Regions from separate parts of the Homo sapiens genome. Here region 1 is linked to region 2. A link is an interaction called in ENCODE POLR2A ChIA-PET data of the cell type or tissue named here. Cell type or tissue: B cell. All regions are shown on one strand. Links, peaks and the distances in the headings refer to the core of each region. The heading gives the core; the rest is flanking DNA. Region 1 overlaps LOC100128988 (a long non-coding RNA gene). Region 2 overlaps TOP1 (DNA topoisomerase I).

Region 1 (16,455 bases), core at 4,671-12,670, 130 kb after region 2:
TTCTGGGATTACAGGCATGAGCCACTGCACCCAGCCTATGCCTGTGCTTTTGAGGGCTTATCTAAAAAACCCTTGTCCAAAACAATGTCAAAAAATGTGTCCCCATGTTTTCTTCTAGTAGAGTTTCATAGTTTTGGATCTTAGATCTAAGTGTTTAATCCATTTTGAGTTGATTTTTGTATATGGTGAAAGGTAGGGGTCTAGTTTAATTTTTTTGCATATAAATACCCAATTTTCCTGGCACCATGTATTGATGACACTGTCCTTTCCCCCGATGTGTGTTGTTTGCACCTTTGTTGAAAAATGAGTTGGCTGTAGTTGTAGGGATTTATTTCTGTTCTCTCTATTCTGTTTCATTGGTCTATACATCTGTTTCTAAGTAGTTTGAAGTACTAGCCAATGTATTTCTTTTTTTGTATAATGCCTTTTATCTTATCACATTTCTCTGGTTCCTTTGGCCTTGGAGGTGGTTTTTATAGCAGAAGTGCAGAAAGTATGAAAATAAGCAAATATTAGCTTTTTCTCCTCTTTAGTATGGGAAATTTTAAGCATTTACAAAAGTAAAGAGAATAATGTAATGAACCCTTACATACTCATCACCCAACTTAAAGTGATCAACTTATGGGTAAACTTTTTTTTTGAGACGGAGTCTTGCTCTGTCGCCCAGGCTGGAGTGCAGTGGTGCGATCTCAGCTCACTGCAAACTCCGCCTCCCGGGTTCATGCCATTCTCCTGCCTCAGTCTCCTGAGTAGCTGGGACTACAGGCGCCCCCCCACCATGCCCAGCTAATTTTTTTTTTTTTTGTATTTTTAGTAGAGACGGGGTTTCACCATGTTAGCCAGGATGGTCTCGATCTCATGACCTCATGATCCACCTGCCTCGGCCTCCCAAAGTGCTGGGATTACAGGTGTAAGCCACCGCGCCCGGCCAGATAAACTTCTTTAATTATATGCCCATCTACTCTCTCCTTTATGGAATAATTTCTGTGCAGATCTCAAACATCATATCATTTCATCAGTAAACATTTCTCCATGTCGCTCTAAAAAAGGAACTTTAAACATGTAGCCACAATTATTATTATTACACCAAAAAAAACCAACAACAATTCTTAATATAATCCAATATCCAGTCCATGTTTAAATATACTGAATTGGCCAGGCACGGTGGCTCATGCCTGTAATCCCAGCACTTTGGGAAGCCGAGACGGGAGGATCACTTAAGGTCGGAAGTTCAAGACCAGTCTGGCCAATATGGCGAAACCCTGTCTCTACTAAAAATACAGAAATTAGCCGGGCATGGCGGCATGCACCCGTGGTCTCAGCTACACGGGAGGCAGAGGTTGCAGTGAGCCGAGATGGTGCCACTGCACTCCAGCCTGGGCAACAGAACTACACTCTGTCTCAAAAAAAAAAAAAAAATATATATATATATATATATATGTCTATGTGTGTGTGTGTGTGTGTGTATACCCAATTGTTGCATGTAATGTGTTTATTTGAAACAAGATCCAAACAAGGTCCACACAATCCACTGATTGGTAATAATTAAGTCTCTTTTACCCTTTAGGCTCTCCCTTTCTCTCTTTTTTAAGTGTGGAAGGTGGAATAAGCAGGATTGGAGAGATTTTCCCTTGCTCTGTCTTCAGTTCGTTTATTGAAGAAATAAGAGGCTGGGCAGGGTGGCTCATGCTTGTAATCTCAGCATTTTAGGAGGCTGAGGCTGGTGGATCACTTGAGGTCAGGAGTTCAAGACCAGACTGGTCAACATGGTGAAAACCCGTTGCTACCAAAAAACAAACAAACAAATAAAAACACCACCACAACCAACACCCCCCCCCCCAAACAACAAACAAAAGCAACAACAAAATTAGCCAGGTGTGGTGGCACATGCCTGTAGTCCTAGCTACTTGGGAGGCTGAGGCAGGAGAATCACTTGAACCTGGGAGGTGGAGGTTGTAGTGAGCGGAGATTGCACCACTGCACTCCAGCCTAGGCCACAGAGTGAGACCCTGTCTCAAAAAAAAAAAAAAAAAAAAAAAAAAAATATATATATATATATATATATATATGGCATTTATCTTGTAGAGTCTTCTATCTTCTGGTTTGTGGATTGCATCCCTGTGGTGTCATCTAACACATGAGTCCCCAATCCTTTGTACTGGTCCTCGGCCTGATTCCTAACAGGCCACACAGCAGGAGGTGAGTGGTGGGCCACTGAGCGAAGCTTCATTTGTATTTACAGCTGCTCCCCATCGCTCGAATTACCACCTGAGCTCTGCTTCCTGTCTGATCAGCAGCAGCATTTGATTCTCATAGGAGTGCGAACTCTTGTGAACTGCGCATGTGAGTGATCTAGGTTGCATGCTTCTTATGAGAGTCTAAGTAATGCCTGATGATCTGAGTTAGAACAATTTCATCCTGACCCCTTCCCTTGTCTGTGGAAAAAATAGTCTATGAAAAATCGTCTTCTATGTTTCATCCTGACTCCCTCCCTTGTCTGTGGAAAAACTGTCTTCTAGCCCAAAAATTGTCTTCTACGGCATGGTCCCTAGTGCCAAAAAGGTTGGGGACCGCTGATCTAACACATTCCTCTGACTTCTAGTTCATGTGACTAGTATCTTAATAAAGTCAGGTTAAGTGTTTTTAGCAAGAATGCTTCATAGGTAATATTGTGTACCTATACCAGGAGGCACATTGAGTATATTTGTCTCATTCTGTGCGATTCCTAGGCATTGACGATCATGGCCTAGATCCATTGTTTCCTTAAAGTGTGTAAAGTACAAAATGCAAAATTCAAATTCTTTAGATTTTTTCCTCATTACTTAGCTGAAATAATTCTGTAAGGAGAAATTTTCTCTCACCAATTATTTGGTTACAAGGAGATACGGTTCATACAGAAAAAGTAGAAAAGGTGCTTGATTCTTTCCCTTTATTTACCTATTTTCAAAATAATGAGTTGGTGTCCTAACATGCTCAAAGGGAATCCAGTGAAGTTTTCCTTTTCCCTCCCTCTCTCCCTCCTCTTTCTTTTTTCTTTTTTCTTCCTCTCTTTTTCTTCCTTTCCTTTCCTTTCTTTCCTTCCTTCTCTCTCTTTCTTTCTTTCTTGCTTTCTTTCCTTTCTCTCCCTTCCTTCCTTCCCTCCCTCCCTCCCTTTTCTTTCTTGCTTTCTTAGGTGCTTTATTGAAAAAGAAATTACATAACATAAACTGCTCATTCTTAAAGTATATAATTTGATAATAAGTATCATAAAAAGATTGCTACTGCTGTTACTGTCTTGACTCAAGAATGGCTCCATACCTACTTATTTAAAAAAATTGGCTGGGCACAGTGGCTCATGCCTGTAATCCTAGCACTTTGGGAGGCTGAGGCAGGTGGATCACCTGAGGTCAGGAGTTCGAGACCAGCCTGACCAACATGGTGAAACTCTGTCTGTACTAAATATAAAAATTTAGCTGGGTGTGGTGGCGCATGCCTGTAATCCCAGCTACTTGGGAGGCCGAGGCAGGAGAATTGCTTGAACCTAGGAGGCAGAAATTGCAGTGAGCCAAGATTGCACCATTGCACTCCAGGCTGGGCAACAAGAATGAAACTCCAGCTCAGAAAAAAAATTCAGAAAAACAAGGAAAATATAGCAAATAAGTTGCCTGTAATTGACACATAATAGTTGTGCATATTTATGGGGTACAGTATGATATTTCAATACATGTGTACAATGTGTAACGATCAAATCAGGATAATTAGCCAATCTATCACTTCTCTTTTTTTGAGTATCATTATAAACTTATGGATTTTGAATCTGTTTTATTTTAGATCCTACTGATGCTTCAATTGCCTCATCTTTGGTCAACAAGAGCCTCTTCAAGACATTGGCTTCTGAGCCCTTTTGACATGACACTATAGCTTTATTGCTTTCTGGAATGAAAAAGTCTTCTTGGTTCATCTTGTATATTTTTTGCTCCAGACCTTGAATCAGCTATTTCTCCTAGGAGCCCTGGTTCTTTTGTGGGAAATGGTATTTTGATATTGCAACCTTTTCTCTAGGGGTGCTCATAGTTATTGCAGTGGTAATTGTTTCTAGGCCTTTTTAGTGGGTAGAGCTAGAGAAAAAAAGTTTTAAGAGATCTTGAGTTCATACTGATATTTTAAATTTCAATTTAGGGTATAGCATTTTTATTTCTTTTATGTTTATATTTTTTCTTATGCTGAAAATGTTGGTTTTAGTGGCAATAATATTAGATTTATTTGCTTTATCTTATAATGTATAAAATAACAATTTATATTAATAATATGATTATGGAAAACATTTTAAGATTAAAAACTGGTCAGGTATGGCAGGTCACGCCTGTAATCCCAGCACTTTGGGAGGCCGAGGGGGGCGGATCACCTGAGGTTGGGAGTTCGAGACCAGCCTGACAAACATGGAAAAACCCCGTCTCTACTAAAAATACAAAAAAAATTAGCCAGGTATGGTGGCACGTGCCCGTAATCCCAGCTACTCGGGAGGCTGAGGCAGGAGAATCACTTGAACCTGGGAGGCAGAGGCTGTGGTGAACTGAGATCGCACCATTGCACTCTAGCCTGGGCAACAAGAGCGAAACTCCATCTAAAAAAAAAAAAAAAATTAAAAACTTTAATTTTTTTGGCAGTTCCTCTTGTCCTTTGGGTATATCCTGATGGGAATGTACAAATTACTATGTTTAAAGTCATTTGAAATAATTCTTCTCTGAGCACTTATACCATCAATTTAATACATAGTTTGATACATTCATTTCATTTTGCTTTCATTTTAGGGGTTACTTTATTTAAAATTCCATTTTGTTTTAATGATTATGTGGAACATTTACATCGTTCCATAGCCAAATCTTCAAAATAAGTATATTCAGGTAACTCTAGCTTCTATACTTGTTCTTTGTACTCTGATGTCTTCCTTTCTCATCGAGAGTCATTTTTTAAAAAGTTCTTTTCTTTTATTTAAAAAATATAAGCAAATATATATATTGATTTCCCCTCTTTTGTACATAAATGCTAGCAGCCATACACTTTTCTTCTTTTACTTAACTATATATATATAATATATGTATATACATTTTATATTTTATTTATTATTTATTTATTGAGACAGGGTCTTGCCCTGTTGCGCAGACGGGTGTGCAGTGTTGTGAACATGGCTCACTGCAGCCTCAATCCCCTGGGCTCAAGCAATCTGGCCACCTCAACCGTTTGAACAGCTGGGGCCACAGGCGTGCACTACCACGCCTGGCTAATTTTCCTTCAATTTTTTTTTTTTTGCAGAGACAAGGTTTCACTAGGTTGGCCAGGTTGGTTTTGAACCCCTGGGTTCAAGTGATCCTCCTGTCTCAGGCTTCTGAAGTGCTGGGATTATAGGCATGAGCCACCATGCCCAGCCTAGCAATATATTCTGAAGATCACTCTACTACAGTATACAAAGATAGCTCTCATTCCATTTTATGGCTTCATAGTATTCCACTGTGTAAATATATCATAATTTATTCACATAATCCCCTGTTGATGGATGTTTGGGTAGTTTCTAGCCCCTTGTTATTACAATGAGTGCTGTAACAAAGAGGCTTGTGTCAGACATTTGCCAGAGTATTTTTGGGATTGACTCATGGAAGTTGTATTGCTAAGTAAATGCATCTGTAATACTGGCTTTTGAGATCCTAGCCCAAGAATGCTTTCTTTTTTATTAGTTATTTTTTAAATAGCAAAATCTATCAAAACTCTTTTCACTGTAAATTGACAATTTATAGCTGTATAAATTTGTGAGGTACAAAGTGATGTTATAATGTATGAATACAATGTGGAAGAATTAAGTCAAGCTAGTTAACACATCCACAGCCTCAATAAGAATACTATCTGTGTGAGCTTTTTTCACACTACCTCTCTGTGCCTCAGTTTCTGATCTGCAAAATGGGGATAATAACAGTATTTACCTCAGGGAGTTGTTGGGAAGACTATATGGGCTAGTTGTTTTAAAGTGTTTAGAATAGACTGGGCATGGTGGCTCATGCCTGTAATCCCAGCACTTTGGGAGGCCAAGGTGGGCGGATCACTTGATGTCAGGAGTTCGAGACCAGCCTGGCCAACATAGTGAGACCCCTGTCTCTATTAAAAATGTAAAAATTAGGGCCAGGCATGGTGGCGCATGCCTGTAATCCCAGCACTTTGGGAGGCTGAGGTAGGCAGATTGTCTGAGCTTGGGAGTTCAAGACCACCTTGGGCAACAGGGTGAAACCTTGTCTCTGCTAAAAAAAATACAAAAAATTAGCTGGACATGGTGGCGGGCACCTGTAGTCCTAGCTACTTGGGAGGCTGAGGCAGGAGAATTGCTTGAACCCAGAAGGCGGAGGTTGCAGTGAGCCAAGATCACACCACCGCACTCCAGCCTGGGCGACAGAGGGAGACCCTGTCTCCAAAAAAAAAAGAAAAAAAAAAGAAAAGAAAAATTAGCCAGGCATAGTGGTGGGTGCCTATAATCCCAGCTACTTGGAAGGCTGAGGCAGGAGAATCACTTGAAGCCAGGAGGTGGAGGTTGCAGTGAGCTGAGATGGTGCCACTGCTCTCCAGCCTGTGCAACAGAGTGAGACTCCATCTCAGTAAATAAATAAATAAATAAATAAATAAATAAATAAATAAAGTGCTTAGAATTTTCCTGGTACATGGAAAATGTTCAATAAATGTTAGCTGCTTTTATTTTTATTAGCAAAGGGATAGAAAGTATGGGAATATGTGGACAGGTGGAACAGTAGAGTTAGATGCTGCTATAAGTTTTTAAGAAGGGATTCTGGAGCTCTTCCTACTGCCCCTGCAGGAAAGGGAAGAATCGAAGAACCCAGAAATGAAGTTTGAAGATTAAATGAATAGGACAAGGACTGATAGTTTAATCCTAGCATAGACAGTGGGCCCTAAGGCTCCAAATGCCCCTCTTCCCAATGCTTGAGTGCTGGCTACACACTCTGACCTGTCTAGAGACTTAGATGCACTCTGGAGGAAGAGAGGGAGGAAGCAGTCACTTGACCACATTTAACCTGAACTTATTTACAGTAAATCTCTGCCATTAGGTTGGATGGGCACTTGGGATAGAAATGAAATTCAGTTATACAAAAATAAGTTACTTTATATATTCATTTTACATGAGCTTATGGCCTATGAAATTCAACTCGTTACAATATAATTATTGACTGATAGCCTGAGGCACAAGAGGAGGGTGTGAAAGAATGGAAGGAGTGGGAGGGAATAAAAGAAATATTGGAAGGCAGCTCTTTGTTCACCTTACACATGGGGCTAGAGCTCTGATGTCCAATATGGTAGCCACTAGCTACATGAGTCCGATGACTACCAAATTGGAAAACCTAGCTATAGAAATTTTCAGCATTGCACTGTTCTATTGGACAGTGCTGGGAATGTTGATTGGCCGTGCATAGTGGGTGGCAGAGTGTAAACCCTGGTGCTGGAGGTCCATCCTGATATCCTCATTTTTGGTTCCCAATAAATGGGCTCAAACTGGTCCTCTGAAGGTCCTGGACAGCTGCTCACATCCACACGGCCATCCAAGTCTGTGTCTCAGGCTTCTGCTCCTTCCTCCTTCCTCTAGGGAGTAGCTGCCTGCAGCTCTAGCTCTTTATCCCCTTTCTTACAACCTGCTCCTCCAAAGTCATGCCCAGACTCATGTCCTGGGTCTCCTTCCCAGGCTCTCAGGAGGCTTCAGTCAAGCTGGTCTATTCGTTCTCTGTCATCTGCCTAGACTGAATTAAGGTAGCTGGCAGGCTCCCTGTAGTTGGAGGCAGACAGGGCACCCCCAGTTAGTTCCTCCTTACTCTCTGCTGGCTCATATTTCCTGTTTTTAATAGCTAGGTCCCTGGGCCTATCAAGGGGTGATACAAGGCCTGTCTCTTCCCTCCCCCACCATGCTTACTTTGAAAAGGGGGAAGTGGAACTGCTCAGTGTTCATGAGCTGGGCTAATAGCACCTTCTGTCATGCAGCCCTCCCAGCCCTGAAACCTCCAGCTCTCAGTCCTACTCAGGTTCCCACACCCACCCCACAAAAAGCCTTGTCTGAGGCTTCCTCCAGAATTGCAAGGTCTGGGGAGCTGGGTGCCACAGACCCAGAGGAAGTTTCCCTGCTCTGTTCTGTTTGTTTCTGTAGAGATGATGTGAACACCTCACTGCTATCCAAGTTTCATTCAATGAATATTTGTTGGTCATCTGGGCCTGACCCTGAGATCACCAGGGTCTACAAGGCAGATGAAAGCCCTGCTCCTTAGACATCTGCCCTAGTCGGGGAGACAGACAACAAAGAAGAAAAATGGGATCCTGGTTGAGGAGTTGGTGGGGGGCAGATTCTAATATTGGAGGTTCTTTTGGGTTGGAGGGAGCTGGGCGTGCTAGGCAGGGACAAGATGGAAAGGAGAAAGGAGGTGTATGCCTGACTGTGAGCTCCATTAAGCCAGGGACTGTGCCCTATTTGCCTTCCATTGATTCCTCAGTGATTCCTTCCATTGATTCCATTGATTCCTCCTCAGAGCGGGAGCTCATGAAGCACTGAATGAATGACCGACCAGTGCTGCTGAGATAGGCGCAAAGCTGGGGGCTTCTGAGCTGGACTTGCCTCTGTGGTCCCCATGGCTGCCCTTGTTGCATGGGGCCTGGACCCCAGCCCCAGCCCAGCCAGCTTTGCTGCCACTTGGATTCATTCTCTGCAGTTTCCAAGTCTTTCCCTGAGCTATGGCCTCCAACCTATCCCAGCTCAGGGCCGGTACGTGTCTAGGCAGCTCTATCCAGCTCTTTCCTCACTTGGCAATTTGTGAAGTGGAGACATCAAGTGGTCAGATCCTGGAACGGCAGCAGTCGAGCTGTGGACACAGAGCAAAGGCTCCCGAGCCCTCCTGCCAGGCAGAGCCCTGATGCAGCGATGATTAGTACTGGATCCACACAGAACCTTATCCTGGCTGAGCCCAGATTCCAGCCATAGAACGAACTCTAATCCTGGTCACAGACTGAGACCTCCAACTCCTAATTAGGGGTCTAAGAGGGGTACTCCTAAACAATTCCCCTAATTTTACATTTGTACTGTAATGAACTGATACAACTTTAAAAACTTTTTTTTGGAAGGTTCACATATATTCAGAATTTTCCATTCTAAACATATCCATGCAACCAATGCTCATTGCTGGCAATCCCAGACACCTTCATCTTCATACTTCCTTCTACTCGCTACCTCCCCAAGGGTAACAACTTCTATATATTTGAAATCATACTGTATATTCTTTTCTTTTTTTTGAGACAGGGTCTCATTCTGTCACCTAGGCTGGAGTGCAGTGGTATGATCTTGGCTCACTGCAACCTCTGCCTCCCAGGTTCAAGTGATTCTCGTGCCTGAGTAGCTGGGACTACATGTGTGCGCCACCACGCCCAGCTAATTTTTTGTATTTTTAGTGGAGACAGGGTTTCCATCATGTTGGCCACGCTGTGTATATTCTTTTCGGTGTCTGGCTTCTTCTGCCCAATGTCATGTTGGTGAAATTCATCCACATTGATATGCGTCCTTGTTGATTGGTTATACTTGGTGTGCACAGTCAGCCCCCCGTATCCATGGATTCTGCATCCATGGATTCAACCAGCCACAGATTAAAAACATTTTTAAAAAAGTTGCATCTATACTGAACATGTAGACTTTTTTCTTGTCATTCTTTTTTTTTTTTTTGAGACGGAGTCTTACTCTTTCACCCAGGCTAGAGTGCAGTAGTGCAATCTTGGGTCACTGCAACATCCACCTCCCAGGTTTGGGTGATTCTTCTGCCTCAGCCTCCCAGTGAGCTGGGATTACAGGCATCTGCCACCATGCCTGGCTAATTTTTGTATTTTTAGTATAGACAGGGTTTCACCATGTTGGCCAGGCTGGTCTTGAACTCCTGACCTCAGGTGACCTGCCTGCCTTGGCCTCCCAAAGTTGCTGGGATTACAGGCATAATCCACCACCCCCAGCCCTTGTCATTCTTTTCTTTTCTTTCTTTCTTTCTTCTTTTTTTTTTTTTTTTTTTGAGACAGAGTCCTGTTCTGTCACCCAGGCTGGAGTGCAGTGGTGCATCTCGGCTCACTGCAAGCTCTGCCTCCCGGGTTCGCCATTCTCCTGCCTCAGCCTCCCGAGTAGCTGGGATTACAGGAGCCCGCCACCACGCCCAGCTAATTTTTTCTATTTTTAGTAGAGACAGGGTTTCACTGTGTTAGCCAGGATGGTCTCGATCTCCTGACCTCGTGATCCGTCCGCCTCGGCCTCCGAAAGTGCTGGCATGAGCCACTGCACCCGGCATGAGCCACTGCACCCGGCCCATTATTTTCTTAAAACACAGTATAACAACTATTTACATAGCATTTACATTGTATTAGGTATTATAAGCAATCTAGAGATGATTTAAAGTTTATGGGAGGATGTGCATAGGTTATATTCAAATACAACACCATTTTATGTAAAAAACTTGAGAATTCCTGAATTTTTGTATCTGTGGGAGTCCCGGAATCAATCCCCCATGGATATTGAGGGATAGCTGTATTTTACTGTGTGAATTTATACTGCAACTTAGTTATCTATTCTATTGTCAATGAGCATTTGGGTACTTCCATTTGAAGGTTATTGTAAGTAGTGCTGCCATGGATTTTGTAGCATATGTCATTTGGTGAACAGAGCTTAGGCATCTCTGTACCTAGAAGTGGAATTGCTGGGTTATGGGTTTTGTATTGATTTAGCTTCATTAGTTGCTAATAAATAGTTTTCCGAAGTAGTTATACCGATTTACATGCCCCACTCAGGGTATGCCAATTCCAGTTGTTCCATACCATTACAGTATTCATTCTAGACTTTTTGTCTTTTCTACTGTAGACTTTCTGGATGATGTGTACTGATGATATCACTCTTGGATGGGCCTGCAATGCAGATGAGCTTATGTGCAGATGTATTGATTTTATTATTAATAAATGGAAGGGATTTTAATGGAACTGGCCCTGCTATCTTATAATTGACACTGAAAAGGGATCCAGCTCAACATTTCTAAAACCCAAATAAAAGATTTTAGTCATTTAAGCAAAAATTTGTAAATCTCTCAAATTCATAAACTCATAAGGGACTCCTTCTATCACTTAACTGCTTATTCTTAGTAACTCTTTTTTTTTTTTTTTTTTTTTGTTGGAGACAGGGTCTCACTCTGTCGCCTAGGCTGGAGCTCAATGGCAGTCTCAGCTCACTGCAGCCTCTGCCTCATGGGCTCAAGTGATTCTCCATCCTCAGCCTCCCGAGTAGCTGGGATTACAGGCATATGCCACCACGCCTGGCTGATTTTTGTATTTTTAGTAGAGATGGGGTTTCACTATGTTGGCCAGGCTGGTCTTGAACTCCTGACCTCAAGCGATCCACCCACCTTAGCCTTCCCAAGTGCTGAGATTTCAGGCATGAGCCACTGTGCCCAGCCAAAAACTCTTATCTGATCAGACATTTTGTTGCACTTAAGCTTGGAAGATTCAATAGGAAGTAATTTTTTTGCTAAATTGGGATTTAGCATTATTTGTTTTATATCTATGTGTATATATATATATATATATATATATATACATGAGTAATATACAAGAGTATACTAGTGTACTACTCTTGTAGCATATGTCCATTGGTGAACATAGGTAGGCATTTCTGTGCCTAGAAGTGTGTATATACCTACACATACATTTATATTATATTCACACACACACACACACACACACACACACACAGAGTATTAATTGAAGAGAGTTATAAGACACAGCTTTAGGAAACTAGTTGCTGAATTTTGTCTTGATCTTGCTGAGCACAGTGTTTGTTTATTTGGCCCAAAGAAGCAATGGCCCAGGGACCATTTTGGGGAGCTGCCTTCTAGATCTGCAGAAAGTATAAAATGGTTCCAAGCAAAGAAACACTGGAGTTCCCGGGGTTCCAGATCCACCTTCCACATCAGAGTCCCAATTCCCACTTTACCTGACTTGTTGGCACTGTGTCTGGGCTCCGAGGCATGGAGACCATGCAGGATGGATGAGGCAGAAATGACCAGGAGACTCTCCAGCTGCCAGTGTGCAGAAGCCTCCACAACTGGCAACCAATCAAGTATCATACTTGTAAAACAATTCTTTTTTTTTCTGAGACAGAGTTTCACCCTTGTTGCCGAGGCTGGAGTGCAGTGGTCTGATCTCGGCTCACTGCAACCTCCACCTTCCGATTTCAAGCAATTCTCCTGCCTCAGCCTCACAAGTAGCTGGGATTACAGGCGCCTGCCACCATGCCTGGCTAATTTTTGTATTTTTAGTAGAGACGGGGTTTCACCATGTTGGCCAGGCTGGTTTCGAACTCTTGACCTTGTAATCCACCTGCCTCAGCCTCCTGAAGTGCTGGGATTACAGGTGTGAGCCACCGCACCTGGCCAAAACAATTATTTTAGCTAAAAGTCATACATTTTCTCTTATTTAAATGACAGGCTGATTTTTGTCTCTGCTTACAGGAAACACATACCTTGGAAGTGGTCAACCTTCATAGTCTGAAGGAGGAAGTGGTCAAATACCAAGATCAGAACCTGGTCTATTAATCACTAGGCAGGAGTGTGTAGAGGAAGACAGACTGGGGAATGGAGACCCTGCTAGGGACCACATCAAACCCAGGTTACAATCAAACATTGGTACCTGAAAGCTGTTCTGTCTCCACCTGGAGACTTTTCACTTCTTTGCTCTGGACAGGCTTGGCTGATCCCAGCATTTAACAACATTTAACTGCATTTAACTCTCAAAGGCAATCTTGTCACCCTCATTTCTATTTCATCTCAAGGACTAACAATTTCAAGAGTAAAAAGTAAAAAATAGGGGGATGAAGAAACAGGGACAAAGGGGAAATGGGAGAAGAAAGCTAAGAGCAATCAAGGGAGAGGTTAGTGCAAGCAATGCAGTTTATAGACTCCTAGGTAGTTGGAAACCATGGGCCACAAATCTGACTCTGAGCTTCCTAGCAGCCATTGTGAAAAGGGAAATGTAATCCATCACATGATTCATAAAGCTTGTCAGGTAAAAAGCAGAACAGTTTCCCCCCAGAGAAAATGCCTATTCCTATTATTAAGATTTGGAAGAAATTTCTTCTGGGGCACACAGAGAGACACAGTGCCAGCAAGTCAGTTAAAGTGGGAATTGGGGCTCTGATGTGGAAGGTGGATCTGGAACCCCGGGAAGTCCAGTGTTTCTTTGCTTGGAACCATTTTATACTTTCTGCAGATCTAGAAGGCAGCTCCCCAAAATGGTCCCTGGGCCATTGCTTCTTTGGGCCATCTCAGGAGGTAAAGAAATGGCCTTTTGAATCACAAGTGAGCAAGGAGGTAAGAAGTCTTTCGTGGCCTGGGTTACTCCCAGCAGGTGAAGCTGGATACTGGCTGCTGTCTTTTACCCTGGACCCCGGATGGGCAACACAGGTGAATAATATCTTGCTCAGTCTGGAAAGACCCAAAGAGATAATTCACCCCTTTCCTTTATCTTCTGATGGGACATTTTGCCAAAATTCTTTCTGGACTTAGAAATGTTTTTTTGGCTCCAGAGTCCCTCTCTTGGGAGAGCAGAGGGCAGGAGATTCACAGCATCTTAAGAGTTTATAACACTAGGCCCCTGGGGCAGGCAGAAGCTTGGCCCCCAAAGATATTTTGCATCAAAACTCCCGGAACCTGCAAACACTTTAACCTTAACATGGCCCAAGGGACTTTGCAGACATGATTAAGCTAATGATCTTGAGACGGGAAGATGATCCTGGATTATCTGGCTGGGCCCAGTGTAATCACAAGGTCCTTATAAGAGGAAGGCAGGATGAAAGTCAGAGAAAGAGACGTGATGATAGAGTCAGAGGTCAAGGCTCGGCATGGTAGCTCATGCCAGTAATCTCAGCACTTTGGAGGCTGAGGCAGGTGGGTTGCTTCAGTCCAGGAGTTTGAGACCAGCCTGGGCAAAACAGAGAGATCCTGTCTGTACAAAAAATACAAAAAGTTAGCTGGGTGTGGTGGTGCATGCCTGAAGTCCAGCTACTTGGGAGGCTGAGGTGGGAGGATCACACGGGCCCGGGAAGCCAAGACTTCAGTGAGCCGTGATTGCGCCACTGCACTCCAGCCTGGGTGACAGAGTGAGATCCTGTCTCAACAACAACAACAACAACAACAAAAAGTAGAATCAAAGGTTAGAGTGATTCAATGGCTGGCTTGAAGATGGATAAGGGCCACAAGTCTATGGAATGTGGGCGGCCTTTAGAAGCTGGAAGAGGCAAGGAACACATTTTACCCTAGAGCCTCCAGGAAGAATGCGGCTCTGTGGAAACCTTGATTTTTCGCCCTGTTCTGACTTGCAGGACTGTAAAATACTATGTATTGTTTAAGTGGTTAAGTTGTTACAGCAGCAATGGGAACTGAATACAACCCCCCAACACATACACACACACACACACACACACACTCCACATTTGAAATATGCCTTGTGGACTTGTCCTCATCTAGCCAAATATATCCAGCTATATAGGGAAAAGTCATGTCTGGTGGGCTGGGGTTTGGTCATTCAGAGCCCAGAGCTGCCAGAGCCTGTCCAGGCACATTCCGAGGAGAGAGGGTTGTAGCCAACAGACTTCCAGTATCTCTACAGCTGCTGGTCAGGGTGGCCCCGTGGAATTTATTTGGCTCCCCCAATCTGATGCCATTGAACATCCACTTTTTCTGGCTCTGAATCCAGGGCTGCTCATGGGGAGAGAATGCACTGCTCTGGCCAGTGATAAAATGCTGGTCCCTGCTGCTCGCTGCGCATTCACCTCAGCCTGTGCACTGATAGCAATAGCAACATGTGTTGAGAACTTACTCTGTGCCAACACTTTGCATGGGGGATCTCATGGAATTCTTACCAGGACTTCGTGCAGCTGGCTCTGCTTGACCATAGGCTGTCAGTGTGACCTTCAGAATGACCAGCAAGGCCTGAGATTTGGTTGCCCATTTGCAGCTCTGTGCTGAGAAGGCCTCAGGGTGCCAGCATGAGTACCCTTGGGGAGTAACACCTCCATTTCGTCTTAGTTCAGGCTGCTATAACAGAATACCACATACTCGGTGGCTGAAATAACAGAATTTTATTTATCATGGTTTTGGAGGCTGAGATGTCCAAGTTCAAGGTGCTGGAAGATTCAGTATCTGGTGGGGACACTCTTCTTGCTTTGCAGAGGGCTGTGTTCTTGTTGTATCCTCACATGGTAGAGAGGGGGAGATCTAGCTATTGATTGATTGAAAGAGAGAGAGAGAGGTCTCTCTTACGTTTCTTCTCTTTTTATTATTTTTTCTTTTTTTCTTTCTTTCTTTTTTTCCTTTTATGTTTCTTCTTAAAAGGGAACTAATCCCATTCATGAGAGCCCCACCTTCATGACGTAATCACCTCTCAAAGGTCTCACCTCTTAATACCATCCCATTAGGGATTAGGCTTCAACATATTAATTTTGGGGAGGACACAAACATTCAGTCCATAGTAACTTTGATCTTTCTCTTTCTTGATTTCTGTAGTTAGAATTCCTGAAAGCTGCCTTGACTCCTCCTGGAACAATGTGGGACATAAATAAACAAATAGATGGTAACTAAAAAATCTGACTGCTGGGTGGACACAAACTGGTCCTCTAATCCTAACTTCATACTAAATTTTTGCGTGATTCTCCCCTTGATCTCTGACCCTGGTCCTACACTGACCCCTAATCCCACATGGAGTGGGACAACCTACTCTCAGTTTACATGAATAGCTTATTGCGGGATTGGTATGTGCCAGGCGCTGGTCTAAGTGTTTTACATTTATTCATGGATTTAATCTTCCCAATGGCCCTAGGGATAGGCATGATTATAACTTCTGTTTTAGAATGAATGATTATATAGTATTTTTATTTTTATTTATTTTTGAGACAGGGCCACACCTTGTCACCCAGGCTGGAGGGCAGTGCCGTGATCTCAGCTCACTGCAGTCTCACCCTCCCAGGATCAAGTGATTCCCCCACCTCAGTCTCCTGAGTAGCTGGGACTACAGGCGCATACCACCATGCCTAGCTAATTCTTTTTTTTTTAAATTTTTGGTAGAGATGGGGTTTCACCATGTTGCCCAAGCTAGCCTTAAACTCTTGGACGATGCTCCCGCCTTGGCCTCCCAAAGTGCTGGGATTACAGGTGTGAGCCACCATGCCCAGCTGTATTTTTAAAGTATTAATTGAGCTTCAGACTCTATTTGAAATAGATACAAATTAATATATTAAATTAATTAATTAATTCACTCATTCATTCACCAAACATGTATCACATTCCTGCTTTCTACAAGGCCAAGGGCCAAGTGCTGGGGATACCAGAAGATAAGGCAGATACAGGAGGGGGCTCCAGCCTGCAAAGCTGATAG
Region 2 (16,455 bases), core at 3,599-11,598:
TCTTAAAGGGTACAGCGAATGCTCAGAACAAAGGATGATGGGAAAATGGTTTCAGTCACTGATTATTTCATTATCCTTAGATTCACTCGCCCTTCATCCCTCCCCAACCCCAATCTACACGATCTTTAAGATCAAGAAAAAGGTTTAAATATTTTAAAATAATTAAAAAGAAATAAAAATTCACATTTAAAAAGGAACACTCAAGTCAGGAAATATTTTCCCATCATGCTTTTTCTGTGAACAGGTGTCTGAACCAAAACACTGCCAAAGCCACGACTGCTTCAAGTTTAATGAAAATTGATCCCCATGACAATAGAGAGTGACGACTCTAACAGGTGCGCTGGGTTTTTTGTTCTACTTAATTTTAAATTCCTGAAATGGGAGAGAGGGAAGGGAGTTTAGGAATTTATTTCTATTAAAATATAGAAGTTATTGCAAAACCCTAACTGTAAAAACGCACCAATATAATCGGACTTTGCATACAGTAGCTAAGAGAATCCAAACATTTCAGTGAAACAGTGAATTTGCCTGGTAGAACGCTGACAAATTCCCATCCACTTGCCCTCTTGAAAATAAAAACAAAATTCAAAACAAATCATACAGCTAGAATTTTGATATCTGAAATATTTTTAAATAAGTTGTCCATAGGACAACTGGCTCAGCTCTCCCTTATAATATCTCCAGGTTTATCTTTTCGCAAAGATGTTGGTTTGTTAAGACTTGCTGCCTCTCTCCCCCAGGCACGAGGGCAAGTGAGGCTCAGTTTATCCATCTTTCCCAAACCACACTGTTCCTCTTCACAGAACTCTGCCTCTTGAGACTGGCTAAAACTCATAGTCTTCATCAGCCATGTCAATGGCCCAGGCAAACTTCTCCCGCTGGGTTTTGTTGTAAATCTTCTCAATTGGGACACCCCACTTCTTGCACCTGCAAACAAAGGAGAAATAAGGGGGGGATTAGGGTGACTCAGCAATGGCCCATATCTGAGGCCCAGGGTCAGATGTTCCATCTTCTCTTTCACATCTGTCTAGTGAGGATGCAAATTAATAGTGCACCAAGCATGTTCTAAAGGTTTTATGTGATCAACTCATTTAATCTTGGCAGTGATCTCTAAAGTAGGTGCTTCTGCAGATGTACAAGTGAAAAACGTACAGATGAAACTGAGGCAGAGACGTTAGGTAATTTACTGATTTTCTCACACAGCTAGCTGGTAAGTGACCTGAAATTTGAACCCAAGCAGTTTTTCTCCATGTTCTTAACCACTATACTATATTGCCTTTTAAGAGCTAACCAAATCTCTAGCACCAAACAAGGCAAAACGAGCAGAAAGAGGTACAAAAGACCTAGATGGAAACTTTAGCCCGGACTAGCAAGTGCCATAGGGGAGGATATCTCCACCTATGCTCAGAACTTAACAGCTCAAACTAAACATCTTCCATAACAAAGCCACTTGTTTCAGATGTTATGTGACACTGTGTGTGACACACAGAGAAACCTAGTATTTATCTGCTTTTGTTAAAGGTCCCTCTGCCTCTCTGTGTAAGTTGCTCAGATCTGTATTCTCATCTTTATCTCTTGTTCCTACCTTCAACTGCAAAAAAATTCAACGAAAAGTTTTGTTGAAGTGTAGAGATGGATGGGCTCTTTCCTATTCTTCCAGAAGCTAAGAGTTTCCATTCCTGTCCTAAAGTTCCATTAGGAATAGGGATGGCACCTGCCTCTTAAAAATATACACTACAAGGCAGTGTAACAGCACTGACCATTTAGGAGCAACCAGAATGTTGCAATGCATTTACAGACAAGGTTCAGCAACCAGAGTAACTTGTACACAGCTGAAGCCAGAAGTTTCCCCAGAGGACTAAAGTGTGTAGCTTAGGAATGGCATGTGAAGGCCACCAGTGCTCTCGGAACCCCCTCCACCTTTCTTAAGCTAGCAGCAGGAGCTCAAGGAGGGCTCAACACTTACCAAGCCACTGTGATCCTAGGGTCCAGATAATTGAGTTTGGAGGTTCCCAGGGCAATCTGTTTATTTTCCTCTCGGTCTGTGGCTTGAACTTCCAGCTTCATCAACTGTTCCTCCAGTCTCTGAACAGCCTTCTTCTTTGACTCTACTACCCTAGAAGAATAGCAAAGTCCTCAAGAACCAGGCCTGGGCTCTAGACAAGAGCACACTGTACCCATCCTGCCACTTTGAGTCAATAAAAGCCCTAGTATAGAGATTTCCAAAAGACATTTCTCAGAAACCATCGAAAAGCCAGGGCCCCAGGGGCCCTGACAGATGCTGCACACTTTTCTCTACCAGCCCCAACTTTCACAATACCAGGTACATACTTCTTCGTCTTTGCATCCTTCATGACCTTGGCATCAGCCTTAGCACTTTTCAGGTCTCTCCGGGCATCTGCTAGCTGTTCCTTCTTGGCATCAATCTAGGGGAAATAATAGTGGTAAGGTTATGAGCTGTAGAGGAAAAATGGCTCCACCTGAGAAGGTGAAACCAAGATGTTATCTGGACCAGGCTGTCTCTGTCAGTGGTTTGTCAGATAAAAAAAAACAAGGGTGGCTTCATGAAGGCAGGGAGAAGATGCACAAGGACTAGTGAATTCAACTATTTGTTCTTCAGTGATCTGGAAAGAAACAAGGGTTTTACAGGGCAGTAACCTAGGGGCTCAGGGAAAGGAACCCGCTGGGGCTGGGAATCTGGGTGCTGATCTTTCCATCAGAGAACACTCTGCTGTCATACATCTGGGAGGATGGCTACAAATGACAGCTGTTTATCAAATAGATCCTGTGCCAGTTCTTAGCTTTCATTCTAAGAACACTGTAGGAGCTCCTCTTTAGGAAACTGAAGCAGGATACTTGCATCTACTGGGCAACCCCAGCTCGTTCCTCAGATCCCACCAGTACTCTGGGAAGGCGGTGCCAGCTTCTCAAGGAAAATGGATGCACTGAAGAGAGTACTCAAGGGGCTACAAACTGGCAATTAAAAGACACCCAGGAAGCCAAACAGCTCAGCCAGTCTGTCCCAAACCAGGACATGGCAGGGCTTAGCTTTGGCATTCTGTTTTTAAAAGGAGAGCGGTCACCAGGCGCGGTGTCTCACGCCTGTAATCCCAGCACTTTGGGGAGGCTGAGGAGGGCGGATCACAAGGTCAGGAGATCAAGACCATCCTGGCTAACACGGTGAAACCCCGTCTCTACTAAAAATACAAAAAATTAGCCAGGCGTGGTGGTGGGTGCCTGTAGTCCCAGCTACTCGGGAGGCTGAGGCAGTAGAATGGCATGAACCCGGGAGGCAGAGCTTGCAGTGAGCCGAGATCATGCCCCTGCACTCCAGCCTGGGCAACAGAGCGAGACTCCGTCTCAAAAAAAAAGGAGAGAAGTCTGAGGTGGGAAGGACCTTAGTTGTCACTCAATGGATGTGAAAACACTTTTAGCTGTGGAGCTTTTTTCCCCATGTGAACTCTCATGGAATCCATATCTATAAGGGAAGAGACAAGGGCAGTTTCAGCCTTTCTTGCTTGTTAGAATCTTTGAAGCACCCCTGGTGAATCTAAGTTCTTCTCAGATTCCTGCTTAGAGACAGCAGTGGATAACAACATGGAGCTAGAGCCCCTGTCACTGAGCTCACGCTACTCAGAGGGCAGGAGAACCCCATACCTATGGTCATCTATGTGAGGTGAAGACAACCTCTACGGAGTAAATAACATGTCTGACACACACTGGGCTGCTCACTGAACCTGGAATTGTTTGTTGTTAGATACACACAGCCCAAGATTGGAAACAGAGGCCACCATTGTGAGAGGATCACTAAATATGTTTTACTATGAATGGCTTACTTCCAACATCTATGTTGTCCAAAGCCAAACTGAGGGGACTGATTCTATATACAAAAGCATCACAGACACCACTAGCCAGATTCTTTTTAGGATAGAAATGTAGCAAACCATGATCTTTTAACCATTTCTGTGAATGCTAAATTGGCAGGCTATGTCAAATTCTCTCAAAGCATCAAAGACTCCATTGATTCACTTGGCAAACAGGGGCGTGTGTTTGCTTTGTGGGCACACAGGAGAGGAATCCTGGGTTTGGAGGGCTCATCTGGCAGGCAGCCTGGGCTGCCCAAACCCGGTTCCAGAGCGAGAGCAACAAAAGACCTCCTCATGCTCCTGGGAGGGGTTTTCCTGAATTAGGTAAACAGCACCTGAATATTCATGCTTTTATTTCTGGCTTGTAATGATAACATGAGGAGAATAAACAATTCCAGATGACCAGCATTTAACAGAGTGGCAGCAAATGTGAGCTGCTAGGATGGGCCGTCTATAGAGTTCTTTGCCTGCCAATCATATGATCCAAGGAATCAAAGGTCTATGGATGTATACTCATTCACTGTGGACATGTACGTCTCTTCAAGAAAGCCAGATGGCATCTGTAGCATAAATTATAAGTTGTGTGTACCTTTTGAACCAGCTATATTACTCATGGGTACTTATCTTAAGGAAATCTCAACAAATGGAAAATATTCTGGGCCTTAAAATGCAGTCTCATTCCACAGTAGTAGTTCTTAAACTCCAGTTGTACAAGTATAGAATTCCATGAACTTGGATGAGAAAAAATCTATAATTTCAATAACCTCTTTTTGGAACTTATTTATATTTATTTTTAAATTTTTAATACAGACAGGGTCTCACTATGTTGCCCAGGTTGGTCTTGAATTACTCAGCTCAAGTGATTCTCCCACCTCAACCTCCCAAAATGCTGAGATTACAGGTGTGAGCCACTGCACCCAGCTTCTAGCTGAAATTTAGTATTTCTTCTTCAGTTATGAATATGGGGAACAAACCATAGTAATAGCAGCAGCACTTATGACTTTATCATCAATAGATGTTAGACATCTTCATTTCATATTTGAATTGCTGCAGAAATCTTAAAGTATCATTGATATTAATTAATTACTACCTTGAAATTTACTACAGGCCACCTCAAGACCTTAATAAGGAAGCACATCTATTATCGGACTTTAAAATGTATTTTGATAACTGTATTTCAATATAATTTGTTTCCTTTTTAACCCTGTGTATCTGTTCTATAATGAAATATCTGCAAATTCTCACTGTGGACCACCATGTTAGGATGAATTAGTTATGAAGTCACTGCTAACACAAAAATGTTCATCATCAAATGTTAAGTGCCTTATGGTTTAAAAGCTCAGTACCAGGCGGAGTTAGGAGGAGGAAAGAGGCTCAGGGACAAGGAATAGCACCTATTTGCACACCAGTCTTTCCCTTTAGGGCAGCAAGTTGTCTGGCACACGGCCAGTATTCAACAGATGTTTGATGATGAACTATATAAAAATATGATTCATGTGGAATGCGTAAAAATAAAAATAGCTATGCTAGGATTTGAAAGACTTTAAATATATAATTGTTTCATCATCTTTTCAATTTGAAACAATCTAATTTGGAAATGGCTGTATTTCTGGGCTGTAGCAAGGAATTATGAAGACTCTCTTTAAATCCACTTTCCTCATGTACAATAAGGACAGTAATTAGCAATTAGAATGTACACCAAAGTTAGTTTTTCAAAATAGGGAGTGGCCAGTATAGAACTTCTATGCGTAGAATAAAGATTTCTTGAATAATGGATACTCTGATATTCAGTATCTTGATCAGAGATTAACTACTATCATATTTCCATTTGTTTATCTTTAGCATAGACCTTCTACAACAGACCCAGCACTGGCCTGCTGATATCTCAGCCCTGAATCCTCTCATTCGCAGATAATCTGCCCACAGCAGACACAGTTCCCTTCATTTTATCCAAGATACCTTAGTTTGCAAGTTCATCATAGACTTCTCAAAAGTTTTTGGTGGTGCCCTCTGATGGTTACAAAGAATTGCAACAGCTCGATTGGCACGGTTATAAGAAAGGATCTTCGCTGGGATGTTCTCATCCGCTGTAAAGAAAGGAACATGGTAGCAAGAGGGTCAGTTTGTACACCAAAAGTGAACACACAGTATGTCTTCCCCCAGTGCCTCGTCCCCATGATTTTGCTGGCTCTTATCTTACTCAGATGATTAATTCAAATTGCCCCCAAGGACTAAGGTCAAAATTTGAGTCAACAGTCTTAAGAAAATGATAGTAGGAAGTTTATATGTAAGCTTGGCCTGGGTAAATTCCTATCACAAGAGGAACTCTGAGTCTAGGTAATATAATAAAATCTACACCTTTCTTTTTACTCAGGGAACTTGGCTAGGGACCCTTCATCTCCTTGCTTCCTCCCCACCCATATGCTCATCATAGGTGCTGCTGATATTACTATGGTTTGTTGCCCATATTCATAAGTTCTATACTGGCCACTTCCTACCTCCCCACCTCTCCACCCAATGTAGCCAGAACAGAACGAGGAATTGAAGGGACGTTAAAAGTTTAAAAATTTTGGCCGGGCGCGGTGGCTCACACCTGTAATCCCAGCACTTTGGGAGGCCGAGGCGGGCGGATCACAAGGTCAGGAGATCGAGACCATCCTGGCTAACACGGTGAACCCTGTCTCTACTAAAAATACAAAAAATTAGCCGGGCGACATGGCGGGCACCTGTAGTCCCAGCTACTCGGGAGGCTGAGGCAGGAGAATGGCGTGAACCCCAGGAGGCGGAGCTTGCAGTGAGCCGAGATCGCGCCACTGCACTCCAACCTGGGTGACAGCAAGACTCCGTCTCAAAAAAAAAAAAAAAAAAAAAAAAATTAAGCCACAGTTGGTAGTATTATTATGGTTATTATTATTATTTTAGAGATAGCGTCTCACCCTGTCACCCAAGCTGGAGTGCGGTGGTATGGTCGTAGCTCATTACAGCCCTAAACTCCTGGGCTCAGCCTCCCAGGTAGCTGGGATGACAGGTGCACACCGCCACACCTGCCTAATTTTTAGAAATTTTAGTAGAGACAAGGTCTCACTACATTGCCCAGGCTGGTCTGGAACTCCTGGGTTCAAGTGATTCTCCTGCCTCGGCTACCCAAGTGTTGGGATTACAGGTGTGAGCCACTGCACATGGCCTGGTAGTATCTTATTTAAAAAGAAAAATTAAAAATGCCATCCAAAAAAATTGTTTTTATTTGTATAGTGTGGCATTCTTTATACCACCTTAAAATACTGACCCTCAACATACCTACCTCTGGCTTTTCTGGTTCATATTCTAAGGCCATCTGATGTATTTACAGAGGGCAGTGGAAATTCAATAGTGACTGGGCTCCAGGAAAAAAAAAGCCCGTGGATCTTGGTGATAATATTCTAAAAATCAGCTATAGAAAGTATCTACTCTCTTATGGGAAAAAAATGACAGAAACCTCAAGGAAAGGACTTGTTCCTGTATTTTTCTGGTAACCATGACAACTTTACTCTCTCCAATTTAACAGAACATCACAGCACTGTCTTCACTCTGTGGGCTTTTAAGTAATATATGTATAAAACACAAATGCAGGCATTTTTGTAGCAGGTGAAAAGCTGTCAGCATTCCATGAAATTAATCTTGAAGTTGGGGTGGGAAGGGGGAAACAGCATTGATCCTATGTTTATACAACAAAGCATTATCTCGCTACTAGAGGTCTAAAGGGAAAAAGTGTCTGACCACAATGGTAGGGAAAAAAAGTAGAACTGACTCTAGGCCTTAGATAAGCAAGGTCACCGGATACCATTAGTAGGGGTGTGGGCCCTATCTGGCCAAGCAATACTTACGGGCTGTCAGTTCTTTTAGCTGCTGCTGTAGCGTGATGGAGGCATTGTATGTACGGAATACCTTGGCTGTCAAGCCCTCCATGAGATCCTGAAGATGCTTATTCAGAATACCAGTCTGGAGGAGACAAAGCAACAGATTTAGGTCAAAGCTATACTACCTGCTCCTTCTGGCAGCCCTAGGAGTAATTTATGCCAGTGCAGTCACAATCTTGTCAAGTTTATTGCCCTACAAGTGGGAAGTTAGGGAAAGAGGAAAAGAATTCCAGAATACAGGGTTACATGATGCCTCTCTATGAAGTATTTCAATCTTTGTGTGTGTGTATGACAGGGTCTCACTCTGACACCCAGCCTGGAGTGCAGTGGTACAATCTCGGTTCACTGCTGCCTCCACCTCCCGGGCTCATGCAATCCTTCTGAGGCTCCTAAGCAGCTGGGACTACAGGTGTGGACTACCACACCTGGATAATGGTTTTGCCATGTTGCCCAGGCTGGTCTCAAACTCCTGACCTCAAGGGATCTGCCCTACTTGACCTCTCAAAGTGCTGGGATAACAGGCGTAAGCCACCAAGCCTGGCCCAGGTTGGTGGGCTTAACAAACCAATAAAGCAAATTTTTCCTTCCCTATTAAGATATCAGGGACAGGTTTTGGGTCTCCAGCAGGGGTGGCTGGGCATTCAGTGAAGGGAAAGCTCTGCAGGAGCAGGGAAGGATAAAAGGTAGGGCTCATCTACCCCCCACCCTGAGTGCTTTAGCAGTTGTTCTGCAGCAGATGTGTCTTCTCTTGACTACAGATTCACCGTGGACTCAGAGGGAGGAAGAGAGAGTGTATGGGATGCCACAGAGCAGGCCAGGCTAAAGGGAGAGCCCAAGTCATCTGCCAGCAACCCTCCCCTTTAGGTACTGTGAGGCTCTGGCTGGGACTCCCTTCAACATTGTGTGCTTCATCTACTCACATTGAGTCTATCAAAAAGATCATCCTCGGGCTGCTTGTTCTCCATAAATAGTTGTAGGTTCTTAAAAACCTAAAAGATATAAGTGAATCCTAATTATTACTCTTGAAAAAAATCCTAACTTTAGAAATAACCCCAAACTTAAAGAAACTTGCAAAGAAAAAGGCACAAGGAACACGCATACATCCGTCACCGAGATTCACTGTTAACATTTTACCCCATTCATCATTTGCACAGTGTGCATGTATGCTCACTCTCTCCATGTGTATATTTACAGATATATATACATAATTGTTTGTTCTGAGCCATTTATAAGCACTTACTTATAATATGGTCCTAAAGTACATTTATAAGTACTTACTTATAATATGGTCCTAAAGTACATTTATAAGTACTTACTTATAATATGGTCCTAAACATTTCAGTGTGTATGTTCTAAAAATAGATATTCCCTTACATTTACACAGTATCAGCTTCAAAAATTTACATTGATACATACTGTTATCTAATCTGTCCAGAGTACTTCCACAGCCAGCAAAACCTGATTACTGATTATGGTGTCCTTATGAGAAGAGGTGTCTTTATAAGAAGAGGACTGCTGGTGGGCTGGATTATTAGGATCCTGCACACTGTAAGTCTCTGGTTCAAGCCCAATACTATGGAAAAGATTAGGTTGGGACTACAGAGCTATAGTACCCTCTTCAGTGATGGGCTCAGAGATCTGGGGACTAACATTAACCTTTCACTCAGTCAGGAGTTGGAGAAAGGCTGAGCAAAGATGAAAAGTGACAAATGTACCACATGACCAGGGGATACTAAGATATAGTTAAATCATATGCTGAGTTTGCTCTAAGGGCCTATTCTACAGCATGCTCCATTGAATACTGCTATAGGAGAAGGCCACTCCTTACCAGGAAGGTAGCACAGGGCGGAACAGTGACTAAAAGGAGGTACACAAGATATCAAATAATACCTCTCCCCTCTTTCAAGTCATTTATTTTTATTTATTTTAATATGAGAGGCAAGGTCTCACTATTTTGCCCAGGCTGGAGTACAGTGGCTATTCACAGGTGTGATCACAGCACACTACAGCCTCAAACTTTTGGTCTCCAGTGATCCTCCTGTCTCAGCCTTCTGAATAGCTGGGTCTACAGGCATGTGCCATGTTGCCTGTCTCAAGTCACTTTTGCTGGTGCCCAGCAAAGTGCAAAGCACACAAAAAAGCAGTCAACCCATGCTTGTTGAATAATGGAAAACAAGTCAGACAGTACAGGTACATTAACTTACTCGTTTCTCAACAGGGACCTTGTTATAGTATCTGATGGAGTCCTTCCCGAGGAAGTCAAACTCTACCACATATTCCTGACCATCCAACTCTGGGTGTAGATTGATGTGCTCCACACGAAGTGAGCAGCAGCCCACAGTGTCCGCTGTTTCTCCTTCCTCCTTTTCATTGCCTGCTCTCAGAGCAAGCTGCCCAGGAAAGAAAGAAAAGATGAGCATGAATGGAAGAGACATGATCCTTACACAATTTCGTTCTGTGTTTTTTTTTTTTTTTTTTTTGAGACAGTCTCGCTCTGTCGCCAGGCTAGAGTGCAATGGCGCAATTTTGGCTCACTGCAAGCTCCGTCTCCCGGGTTCATGCCATTCTCCTGCCTCAGCCTCCGAAGTAGCTGGGACTACAGGCGCCCGCCACCACGCCAATTTTTATTTTTTTTTTTTTTTTTGTATTTTTAGTAGAGATGGGGTTTCACCACATTGGCCAGGATGGTCTCTTGACCTCGTGTTCCACCTGCCTTGGCCTCCCAAAGTGCTGGGATTACAGGCGTGAGCCACTGCGCCCAGCCTTTTGACCCTTATGCAATTTCTAGGCATCCAAAACAGAAGCCTCCCAATTCTGTTTGAAGCCACAGCATCAGTCAGCATGGCCTGGGAACTCTGGATTCTGCAGTGTTACTTCCTCCCCCACTCACTATGAAATCTATAGGGATGTTAAATATTCATGCTCCTTTTCTTTCTATTCTGTCCTCTGAAATAGGGATGGAGAAAAGGAAAAAAAAAATTAAATAAGGCAGCAAATGAGGGAGTGCTGCTACTCTGGGCAATCAAACTCAAAAAGCTAGTGTGAATTTTGAGACAATTCAGAACTTATGTTAAAATACAAGACTGGGGGAAAAACATGAACTTTTTTTTCTTCTCGTGAGTACCAAGAAATTGATCTCCTCTAGAGCGTGGTCTTTAAAACTATATAATGGTGATACCTGCATGGTTTATTTAAACAATTTTATAAGTTATAACCAACTTTCTAAAGGAATGAAATAGAGTTAAAAAAAGATCAGAATCTACTGCTCACAGTAAGGCTAAGCATTGTTTTGTGCAACTTTTGATTCAGTTTTACATACAAATATATGTATGTTGAGTTGTGATATACAGTATGTGGCACAGGGCCTGGGGCAGAGCAGAAACTCCCTTTGTTAAGCTCAACACTAGACAATGCCGATGGGAAGATGCTCTCACCTTGTCGATGAAGTACAGGGCTACAGCTCTCTGCCGGACTTTCATCTCTTTGGACTTCCAGTCTTCTCGATACTGGTTCCGGATCTTGTCCACACATTTTTTCAGCCGCCGAGCAGTCTCGTATTTCTGCCAGTCCTTCTCACCCTGTAAAGACCCAAACCCAAATGTAGATTACTTTGGGACAGTGTAGTAAAGACAGACTTTGAATATAGCCAGGCAAGGTGGCGCAAGCCTATAATCCCAGCTAGCTAATAGGGAGGCTAAGACACAAGAATTGCTTGAACGCAGGAGGCAGAGGTTGCAGTGAGCCAAGATCACGCCACTGCACTCCACCATGGGTGACAAAGCAAGACTTTGAACAAAAGAGCAGGAACTTGACCTTAAGCAAACGTAAAAAAGAATAGTACTGAAGAGAGAGTTTGGCACATTTAACCTGTTAAGAATGCACATTGTCCCATCTCACTGCCAAGCACAACTGACTTCTAAGGCTTTCCCAGAAGAAAGTTTCTAGCTCTAATTCTCTAAAATGTTTATGTTCCTGGGAAAAACCCACATGGGATGTCCCAAAAACTAACTTCTGTCAACACAAAGCACATAATCACCCCCATTCCCACATCAATTTCACAGCCTTGCTGCCAACTCTGTGACCCAATAGCAGTTTTCTACCAGGACTGAATTCCATTAAATCTAAGTGAATTCCATTAAATTACAGTGTGGTGGAGCTGTCAAAGAAGCAGAACCAAAGACTACAACATGTAATTACTAAGGACACAATGACTTCCAGGAACAGCCATAATTATTCACCATTTTCTAACTTCTGCATTTAAAAGCATTTCTTGATGAGATTGAGAGAAACTATGTTTCTGGGAAGCCTTTAAAAAAATAAGAGCTTTTGGTGGAAGGGTTAAAAGTTGATTCTAAACCCAATGAAGGGTTACTAAAACCATGTGAAAACTGAATCTAAACAATAGTGAAGAAGACTTCTGCTACCAAGCTGAATGAAAATAGACTCACAAGCAAGAGCCAATTATGACAAGTGAGAAGGGGAAAAAAATTCAAGAAATCCAGAAGCAGGGAATTACATAAAACAGCATAAAACAGACTAGATGACATAAACATAGAGAAGGAATTTAAGAATCCAAGAATCTCTGCTCTTAATTTCCCCACCCGCAACAAAGGAAAGTGGTAGTGATTTCTGCCCACACATGCCTGGTTCCTGACTATGACGTGGACCCGTGGTCCTTGAGACATAAGACCTGTGGTGAAGATAACCAGCCTTTCAGCCTGGGCAACAGAGCATGACCCTATCAAAAAAAAAAAAAAGGGGGCGGGGGGTGGGGTGGGGGCGCAACCAGCCTTCTGGGTGTGCAGAAGCATGAGATACCTAGAGCAAGAATGTCTTCCACTTCTCAATCCTAAAAGTACTCAGAAATTAAAAGCTTACACAGTTAAGCTAAGGAGTCATCTGCACTCTCACATCATGTGTACCAGTGTTATGCACTTGTTTGGCTACAAGAGTTTCAGTAACTACCTGCTATCATGGGTGGGTGATTTAGTAGTTGGTGACACAGAAAAAATACCTAAGTCTTAGTACATTTTGACATTTAACAGGGTGAATAAGAAAAGGTGAGATATAAGCTGTCCTCATGCACAAGTCAGTAGTAAATCTCCATGACAACTGTTCTTACACATGCACGGAAAAATTGGACACAAAAGGCTCACCTTCAACAGTAGAGTACCCAACTCTGGAGTGGCCTCTTTCCCCTCACTCTAGTGCACATGGACTACCAAAGCCTGTCTCAAAGTCCCCTAGGGTTACGTTTGCTCAGTTCCTTAGTCACACCACTGGAATGTAAGGTAGGAGTCAGGTAAACGAGATTTAGAAAAACCCAACCCGCACGTCATTCACAGGATACTACCAGACCAACTTTTCTTCACAGGCTGGCTGGGCTTCTGCACCAAGGATCTAGGATTCTCTCAAATAAGCTGAGATGGAGGTGGAGGCAGAAGCCACCCCGCTTAGATCCAGCAGGAGATGGCTGGCCTCCAAGAAGTATGCTTGTCCCTGCAGTGTTCAATGCCCTGAACAAGCTTTCTTGACTACTTTTAGAAAATAAACTATCCACCTAGGTCTTCCAGGCAAGGTCTCACAAAACCATCTCAAGAAGACAAGGAATCCACTGGAGAAGGCTGCCTTTGACCACCTCTCCTCTTTCCCTAATTCAATCACACTTCAGTAATGGGTAAAAATCTAATTTAACTGATTGTAGATGACATTCTTTGGATGACTTTTTAAAACTAGTAGGCCCACTATATTGTCTCTCTAATATAGCTGCTATCCATTCAGCAGAGTGGTTGGGTGGAATCAGGATCTGGATTCAAGATTACAAAGTTGGGGGTGAGAAGGCAAATTGGATTCTGTTTTCTAGTAACTTTCTCAGACGTTTGTAATGGGGAAGAGGACATTTGCCAGTATTCTTACATGACTATTTCCCTTCTCAGTCAATTTCCACCAAGCAACCACTGATCCTTCAATCTGATTACTATCATCATGGATAAATTTTGCCTAGTCTAGATTATATAAATAGAATCATACAATATAGACTCCTCTGTCTGCCTTTTTAACTTTTTTTTTTCCCTCTGAGACAGCGTCTCGCTCTGTCACCAGGCTGGAGTACAGTGATGCAATCTCGGCTCAGTGCAACCTCTACCCCTCAGGTTCAAGCGATTCCCATGTCTCAGCCTCCTGAATAGCTGAGATTACAGGTGTGCGCCACCCTCGGCTAATTTTTGTATTTTTTTGTAGAGACGGTGTTTCGCCATGTTGGCCAGGCTGGTCTCGAACTCCTGACCTGAAGTGATCCACCCGCCTTGGCCTCCCAGAGTGCTTGGATTACAGGCATGCACCAACCGCACCTGGCCCTTAACCATGTTTTTAAGATTCATCCATGTTGTTGAATACATAAGTAGTTCCCTTCTTAACTGCTGATAAATATAGTATATTCTATGACTATACCATAATGTGTTATCTATTCTGGGATGTTTCCAGTTTTGCACTCTTATGAATAGAGCACTGCTATGAACATTCTTGTACAAGTTTTTTCATGGATAAATGTTTTTATTTCACTTGAGGTAAAAATACCTAGAACTGGAATTCGTATCTCCCTGTGGTTAAATCTTCACTCCACTGATAATTAGTGATGTCGAGCACTCTTTCATTTGCTTATTTATTGACCATTCCTGTATCTTCTTTTGTATAGTATATGTTCAAGTCTTTTGCTCTTTTTATTATGCGGATGGGATGTCTGTTTTTTTATTATGGAGCTACAGGAATTCTTTGTATAGTCTGGATATAAGCCCTTTCAGATAAACATGTTGCAAATATTTTCTTTTAGTCTGTAAATTCTGTATTTATTTTAGCAGTGTCTTTTGTTGAACATAAATTTTTAATTTTAATGAAGTCCATTTAGTCAATTGTTTCTCTTGTTGGTGTTTTTCTGTCCTAAGGAATCTACTCTAAGGTCATATTCAACCATGATATCACCTACAAGCTTTAATATTTTAGTCTTCACACTTAGGTCTATGTTAGTCTTACTAATAAATAGATTTAAAACGTTTTGAATTTTATACCAAGATGCCAGGCTCAGAATATATATATATTTTTAATGAGCTTGTGTCTTATTTTCTCTAATAGAACTCACCAAAATGAGAGCTTCCCAAGATGAATATTGTAAAGATACTTTCCTTCACATTTAGCCCTTTAATCCCTAGGTGGTTACATATAAAAGGTTGTAAGCACATACATTTTTGGAACCCCACAGAATTCTAGACTCTAAAGAGAAAAAAGGCAGAAGTGTGTATTTGGCACTGAGAGTATTTTAACAGGACTAAACGCAATACGATGTCAACATTGATCCTAAAGTTTGCTGTACTGCATTTGAAAGAAAAATCATGATGATAAATTCTGTTTGTAAGGTTAAGGCTGGTTTGAAAAAACCTGAATTTTACTAAGGGCTACTTTCCCTGGGTTGTGAGAGCAGGTAATGCTTCCAAACTTGGCAGTGGATTGTACTTAGCAGTGAGTACCCATAAGCAGCCTTTTTGTAAACTCCTAGATTATGCAGGATAAGAAACTCCTGGGTTATCTGGAATCAGAGTTTCTTTGGTTGAAACTGCAGGTTCCAGAAGGCTAGCTGTCATTCCAATGCTATTTCAGATCCTACGGGCACCAGGCACAGAGTGGGAGAGAAAGAATGGAAATATGCTTGCAAGATGTCTGTGTAATCAAAATCCTGGGGGGAAAAGCAAAAACAAACTGGGATGAACATAAAAAGATATGAATGAGTTCAGGACAACCTTTTCAGTACCTAGAGCAAGTGTTATTGTGGTTCTCAAAAATCCCAATCCTTTCAATGACCTTTGAGGCTAGAAGTAGTGTAACTGTGACAGTGACTGCAAGTAGGCCAATCCAAGTTTCCAGAAAGGGGGCAAAGACAGGATACATAAAAAGAACACACTTCAGCTGTTCTACAACTTTGTGCTTTTTACCCCTGAATGATTCCTTTAATTTTTTAAATTGTCGAAAATTCATAGTTCACATCATGCTTGTGCTACATTTCTTGATAGAGCACAGATGGGATACAATGATACACTATTATGTGAGGGAATTAAGTAAGTAAAATATAGACACAAGAGTAAACAAAGACGACTCTTAGAATAGGAGACATCTCTGGAGGCTGAGCAGAAATGTGTAGAACAAAAGCATCATGATGGCAGCTTCCCATATAGCCGACCTAAAGCCCTCCATGAAGTAAAACCACCAGTTACCACCCTTCAACATTCTATTACAAAAACATATCTGTTATTGACTGCTGGGTCACAGTAAGTCATACTTTAATTATGTTTGCTCCAAATATGTAGCAATGTAAGTGCTCTAGGCTGGATGTGGTGGCTCACGCCTACCCAGCACTTTGGGAGGCTGAGACAGGAGGATCACTTCTTGCTCCATGCAAGAAGGGGGGACTTGAAGTCAGGGGCCTTATTAGCTTGGGCTGAGCTGGGCTAAGAGACTCCCTCCAAGACAAAAAGTAATGAACAGAGAAGGAGAAGAAGGGAAAGAAAAGAGAACAGTACATAAGCAAAAAACACCTCCCAGTTAAAAGGGCTTACAAACAGAAATTTCAAAAGACACAAGGAAAATGGCTCAGAAAAACTGCCAACAGTAATTAGCACATGAATTCACTTCAGGTAACATTTTAT

The links. Peaks named below come from ENCODE experiments on the same cell type or tissue, not always from the same donor. Only the 100,000 strongest peaks of a DNase experiment are listed, where the experiment ranks them.
Region 1: POLR2A ChIA-PET joins it to region 2 with 10 read pairs; 7 of 35 experiments call an interaction of 5 or more read pairs at or near these places.

Annotation. Positions count from the first base shown.
Region 1 is chr20:40,983,096-40,999,550 of GRCh38, reverse strand. All of the region lies in intron 1 of LOC100128988 (a long non-coding RNA gene), which reads right to left. It overlaps LOC105372621 (a long non-coding RNA gene), which reads left to right. Exons shown (of 2, transcript XR_936724.4): 2 at 3,811-3,937. Among named protein-coding and RNA genes, the nearest start is that of TOP1, 37 kb to the left of the region's middle. RefSeq lists enhancers at 1,966-2,540, 8,407-8,456, 8,477-8,636, 8,697-8,786. In B cell, for the core only: CTCF peaks have their summits at 8,613 and 8,815; DNase peaks (open chromatin) are centred at 7,910 and 8,820; H3K4me3 peaks cover 866 bases; H3K27ac peaks cover 1,275 bases.
Region 2 is chr20:41,107,667-41,124,121 of GRCh38, reverse strand. TOP1 (DNA topoisomerase I) reads right to left here. Exons shown (of 21, transcript NM_003286.4): 14 at 11,197-11,340; 15 at 9,967-10,152; 16 at 8,683-8,751; 17 at 7,730-7,844; 18 at 5,826-5,953; 19 at 2,332-2,426; 20 at 1,967-2,116; 21 at 1-927. The coding sequence ends at 825. All of the region lies in intron 4 of PLCG1-AS1 (PLCG1 antisense RNA 1), which reads left to right. Among named protein-coding and RNA genes, the nearest start is that of PLCG1, 22 kb to the left of the region's middle. RefSeq lists a silencer at 12,646-12,725. In B cell, for the core only: no CTCF peak of the experiment used is centred there; no DNase peak of the experiment used is centred there.